2 separate regions of the Homo sapiens genome follow, and region 2 is linked to region 1. Evidence: chromatin contacts called from ENCODE Hi-C or POLR2A ChIA-PET data. All regions are on one chromosome and are shown on one strand. The core of a region is the stretch at or near the end of the contact, and the rest is flanking DNA. Distances in the headings are between cores, read along the strand shown. Region 1 overlaps PRDM2 (PR/SET domain 2). Region 2 overlaps PLEKHM2 (pleckstrin homology and RUN domain containing M2).

Region 1 (2,889 bases), core at 135-2,634:
AAAATATAGGGAGGTAAGACAGCCACATGCAAAGATAACTCAGTCTAAGGTAGTCTAAAAAAAGTGCAACACGGATGGTATAGGCAGTAAGGACTATTGACCCTCCCTAAGAGAAGGAAAAAGGGATGCTGAGCTGGGCTGGGCTGGCTAGGGAGCCTTTATGTAGAAAGAGTGGCAGGATGGGGATGTTTCAGAAGAGAGAGAGGAAGGAGGAGGACATCAAGAGGAACCTTGGGGACTGAGAAGTTGTGACTGTGTGGATGGTCTTCCCTTCTGTTACTTAACAAGTATTCCTTGCATCTGTGTCAGGCACTATTCTGGGTGCTGGAGTTTCAGCAAAGAACTAAAATGACAAGGGTCCCTGTTCACATGGAATCACATTCTGGAGAGTGGGGAGTACAGGCCAACAGATGAAGTAGGTAAACCTTGTCATGTCAGTAGTGTTTTGCAGGGTGGGTGGAGGAGGTATGGCCTGACTGTAGGTGGGAGATCAGGGGTGACCATTCTGAGGTTGTGACATAAGTGACACAGGAAGTTCTAGGGGCTGAGGTCTCCAGGAAGAGGGACCTAGTTCTATTAGCAGTTCTACTCATGTAGAAACCTACATGAGTATTTTTGGATTATGAAACTCAGTTCTGCAAATGGACATATATTGGCCCTTTTTCTGCCAGGCGCTGCACCAAGTGGCTGGGTTGGTTGGTGGGGGAGATGAGAGAGATGACTACAGCAGGCAGCATCCTCCTCCAGTGCGGAGTCTCCAGTCCGTTTCATGACAGCCACGCACAGGTCAGACTTAGTGGGTGTTCTGGTTGATGTGGGAGAGAAGGAAAAGGACACTTTCCAAAATTGGATAACTTGTCCAAGATCACCCTACCAATGAGTGTCACAGTCAGAATTTGAACCAGTTTTCCCATGCCTTTTCTTCTACATAATGTGGAGCTTTTTGTCCACTCCTACATGCAGTTGACAACAACAGAAGTGACAGCATTGGTTCCATTTAAAGTTGAACTTAGAGAATACATTTAATAAAAGCAGAGAGTGGACGGGCTTCCGTGGAGTTTGATCTCCTAACCTTTCGTAGCAGCCAGCAGCTCTGTTTCAGGCTCTAAGCTGAATGACAGAGGCCTGGCTGTGGTGTCTGAGGATGATGGTAGATGGGCCCTATGCCTACTGGGTGCCTGGTGGGCAGGTCCTGTGCCCACTGACTTATAGGGCACTGGCCTGTGGTTCCTGTTTGCAGGTGCTGGAGCAGGATGTGGAGTGCTTGGACATGGCAGTATTCCTGTGTCTGGCTTTTTGCTGGCAAGCTTGTGGCATGAGACACAAATGAGCTGTTTCTGGGTTGGTCAGTCTTGGAGGGGCCTGTCTCTGCTGTAGCTTTCTGGCTGCCTCCTAGCTGAGGGTGCCTTTGCTGAGCATTGAATGTCCCGTCTCTGGTGGTTGCCTGCCAGGATGAACTCTGCTGCTGTTATGGTGGCGGTCTGTTTTTAAAAGCTCAGTACGGTTTTAATTAGTAGTTTTTCAACAGTAGGAGTTCGGGAATTATAAAAAATTTGCAGTTCTGCTGCTGCTACTGAATTGCTCCAAATTTAGATGAAAATGTTGGTCAGTATTTTCGTTTTGTGCCTTTGATTCTTATGTCTATCCTTGTTTACAGGGAAATTATGTGGATTAACGTAAATTTTTCAAAGCATTTTGCAAATTTTTTAGCTGTATTTTAGTGGGTGGATTTGCAAAAATCCTAACATATGCCATGATTAAAAAGTTTTAAATATCATAATTGAGTGTATTGGGAACCATGCTGTGCCCTATTTTTAGGTGGTTATTTTGGTTCTCTTGTCCATATGTAAATTGGAAGGTAAGACTTGCCTAATACAGAAATAAAGTTCGATTATGATTAAATTTTCTAAACTATATAAAAGAGGTAACAAGATCCTTATAGTTAGTTCAAAATACTTTAGTTGATTTTTACAAATCCACTTATAATTTGAAAGTAAAAAACCTAATTTCCTGTGTTTTCCTTAAATATGAACACTAGGTTATTTTTCTAAATGATGAATTTTTATTGTTTTTTTTTAAACTCGTTCAGTGTTTTTTTTTCCCTAGACAATTTCATGTTCCAGTTTACAGATAGCTGTTACGACATTCAAACCTAATGTTCGTGGGAGCATTATAGAGAGGAGGGTGTAGTTATTTTATTTTTCAATAAAATAACTTTTAAAGTTTATTTATTTTGTAGAGACAGGGTCTTTCTGTGTTGCCCAGGTTGGACTCGAACTCCTGAGCTCAAGCTGTCTCCCTGCCTTAGCCTCCCTAATAGCTGGTATTACAGGCTTGTACAGGGTGTAGCTTTGTATTTAAAGTTGCCTCTAAAGAATTGAGGAATTGGAGGCTGGGCGCAATGGCTCACACCTGTAATCCCAGCGCTTTGGGAGGCTGAGGCGGGTGGATCACAAGGTCAGGAGATCGAGACCATCCTGGCTAACATGGTGAAACCCTGTCTCTTCTAAAAAAAAAAAAAAAATACAAAAAAATTAGCTGGGCGTGGTGGCGGGCGCCTGTAGTCCCAGCTACTCCGGAGGCTGAGGCAGGAGAATGGCGTGAACCCGGGAGGCAGAGCTTGTAGTGAGCCGAGATTGCGCCACAGCACTCCAGCCTGGGCAACAGAGCGAGACTCCTTCTCAAAAAAAAAAAAAAAAAGAATTGAGGGCTTGGATAAATATCCCAAGAACACCATTGTGGAGGTTAAAAATAGACTTTTCTTTTAGTTAAATGTTGTATGGTGAACTGAAGCTGAAGTTTCAGGTAGACTGGCATGGTACTTTGTTGGCATTCAGATGGCTTGTTTATATTTCACATGCTGCCAAGTACAGGCCTGAAGTTTTATTT
Region 2 (2,889 bases), core at 139-2,638, 1.9 Mb after region 1:
TTTTAGTAGTGATGGGGTTTCACCATGTTGGCCAGGCTGGTCTCCAACTCAGGTGATCTGCCCGCCTCAGCCTCCCAAAGTGCTGGGATTACAGGTGTGAGTCACCGCACCTGGCCTTGGGGTTTGTTTTTTGAGACAGGGTCTTGCTCTGTCACCCAGGGTGGAGTGCAGTGGTGTGATCTCAGCTCACTGCAGCCTCGACCTCCCAGGATCAAGTAATCCTCCTACCTCAGCCCTCCTGAATAGCTGGTACTACAGGTGTGCACCACCACGTCCAACTAATTTTTTCTATATTTTTTTTTTTTTTTGTAGAGATGGAGTTTTGCCATGTCGCCTAGGCTGCTCTGAAACTTCTGGGCTCAAGCCATTCTCCACCTTGGCTTCCCAAAGTGCTGGGATTACAGGCATGAGCCACCACACCCACCCGATGCCTGTTTAACACATGAGGGAATGGAGTTTAGAGAAGTAAACTGCCAGAGGTTATTAAGCTCACAAGGAGCAGGGCTGGGATTCAAACCATTTTCTGGCTCTTGCTCTTTCCCATTTCTCTGACCCTTTTCCTTCTCCATGGTGTTGGTCTTGAAGTAACAGATAACACGTCCCCATGGGTCAAGTCTGGGGGCCAGTCCTCCATAAAACCACCTAACAAATATTTGTTTTTATTGTTTTGTTTTGTTTTGAGACGGAGTTTTGCTCTTCTTGCCCAGGCTTGGAATACAGTGGCACAATCTTGGCTCACTGCAACCTCCGTCTCCTGGGTTCAAGCAATTCTCCTGTCTCAGCCTCCCGAGTAGCTGGGATTATAGGCGCCCGCCACCACGCCCGGCTAATTTTTGTATTTTTAGTAGAGACGGGGTTTCATCATATTGGTCAGGCTGGTCTCGAACTCCTGACCTCAGGTGATCCGCCCGCCTCGGCCTCCCAAAGTGTTGGGATTACAGGCATGAGCCACCGCGCCTGGGCACAAATATTTGTTGAGTGAGTATTATGTGCTGAGCACTCTTCTCGTCATAGGAATCAACAGTGAGCAAATCCTACCAAGCTCCTTCCCCCGTGGGGCAGACATTCTGGAAGAGGAGACAGACATCAAACAAATTGCAGTGGGATAGGTGTACACCCCAAGTCCTCCCTAATGTCCTTTACTATCCATTATGGATTTGTAATCCAGGAAGGTCCATCATGCTTTCTAGCCTTGTATTTACGTTTTCAGCCTGTAGAATATCTGACTGTATTGCACGGGCCTTGGAATGGCAGCAAGGGTCCCCCCAGGATCCCCCAGCCTAACATTGTGATTTAGACAGTGACAGAGTGAGCATTTCCCTTGGCCATACTTGGGTTGTCTGGGTGGGGGAGGCACTCATGAGGTGGTGGTGTAGGCACAGGAGAGGAAAAGGGAAGTGAAAGATGAACACGCCAGCTGAAGCTTCTGTGCTTTGAAAGCCTGGTTAAAATGAGGCTTTGAAAAACTCCCTTCTCCTCCGCCAGTGCCACACACAACACTGAGCGTGCAGAGCTCAGAAAACCGAGCTCAGGGTCTCTGCCAGCTCCTGCTTCCGTCCCAGCAGTAGAAGAATGGAGTAGAATCGTGTGCACTCTGTTTTTCAGGCCATTGGCTGGCTTCTAGGTCTCTGGTGTTCGCTGAGGGGCCCCTTGGCAGAACCTCTTAGCAGTTTTCTCCCCACCTTAAGAGGAGTCCTCGGTCCCTCCGTAAGAAGTCAATCCCTGTGCTGAGTTCTCAGCCAGAGTAATCATAGTACCTTGAGGCTTGCACACTCCCCTTCCGGGAAGAGGAAGCATTTAGCTGCTTTTGGAAACCATGTTCTGTCAATTATGCTAGAGATCTGTGCCCAAGTAGGCTAGTCACTTTCAGCTGTCATTTTTCCTACACCACAAAGAAAGCACAGAAAAATGAAATCCACAGAAAAATGAAATGCACAGATAATTCAAGTACCTGCTTTTTTCCAGCTTTCCCCCTGCATGTCTTTCTTTTTCTTGAGACAGGGTCTCACTCTGTCACCCAGACTGGGATGCAGTGGTGCAATCACAGCTACTGCAGCCTCTGCCTACCAAGTAGCTGGGACTACAGGTGTATGCCACCATGCCCAGCTAATTTTTTTTTTTTGTACATTTAGTAGAGACAGGGTCTCGCCATGTTGCCCAGGCTGGTCACCCCCTGCATATCTTTCAATAGAGCTGCCAGTAAAGCAGAGAGTCTACCAACTCTCCAGCAGAAGGACTAATGAGCAGTAATTTCGGAGGTGGGCAAAGAAACCTGTGCAATTAGCTGCTGTATTTAGTGGCAAATGAATGGTTAAGAAGCATTGATTTCACCAAACTTGCTTAAAGATCGATGCAGTCCCATGGTGGATAAACCCTTTATGACAGCTCTACACGTTGGGGGACTTTACCAGACCCAGGTTGCCACCCAGTCTGGGCACACGCCCTTCCTGGCTAGGGGCATTGACTGCCCTTCTAAGACATCGCTGAAGGACAGCATTTTTCTTTTTAATATTATTTTTATTTTTTATTTTTTATTTTTAGAGACAGGGTCTTGCTCTGTCACCCAGGCTGCAGTACACAACCATAACTCCCTGCAACCTCAAGCTCCTGGGCTAAAGCAATCCTCCCGCCTCATCATCCCAAGTAGTTGGGACTATAGGTGTGTGCCACCAGGCCTGGCTAATTTTTTAGTATTTTGTAGGGACAGGGGTCTTGCTATGTTGCCCTGGCTGGTCTTGAACTCCTGGGCTCAAGCGAACTTCCTGCCTTGGGCTCCCAAAATGCTGGGATTATAGGTGTGAGCCACCACTCCCAGCCAACAGCATTTTTGTTTTTCTTTCTTTTTCTTTCTTTCTTTCTTTCTTTTTTTTTTTTTTTTTTGACATAGTC

Evidence for each region. Hi-C counts contacts between places; a loop is a spot of excess contacts on that map. ChIA-PET counts read pairs that join two places held with the same protein, here RNA polymerase II (POLR2A). Pooled maps may share reads with other maps.
Region 2: a pooled map shows a loop between it and region 1 (2.2-fold over the local background). The contact joins two enhancer-like sites. A Hi-C loop is called at or near these places in 1 of 50 pooled maps. POLR2A ChIA-PET finds 5 or more read pairs at or near these places in 2 of 52 experiments (GM12878 and naive thymus-derived CD4-positive, alpha-beta T cell).

What each region holds. Positions count from the first base shown.
Region 1 is chr1:13,753,580-13,756,468 of GRCh38, forward strand. The region is part of intron 6 of PRDM2 (PR/SET domain 2); the gene reads left to right. Among named protein-coding and RNA genes, the nearest start is that of PRDM2, 55 kb to the left of the region's middle. Within about 2 kb of position 1,385, at least 5 of the 41 ENCODE cell types and tissues checked have a DNase peak (open chromatin) inside an H3K27ac peak, as active enhancers do; they include GM12878, where a contact is called at or near this core.
Region 2 is chr1:15,695,688-15,698,576 of GRCh38, forward strand. All of the region lies in intron 1 of PLEKHM2 (pleckstrin homology and RUN domain containing M2), which reads left to right. Among named protein-coding and RNA genes, the nearest start is that of PLEKHM2, 13 kb to the left of the region's middle. RefSeq lists enhancers at 1,309-1,358, 1,369-1,418, 1,429-1,488, 1,559-1,628. Within about 2 kb of position 1,389, at least 10 of the 41 ENCODE cell types and tissues checked have a DNase peak (open chromatin) inside an H3K27ac peak, as active enhancers do; they include GM12878, where a contact is called at or near this core.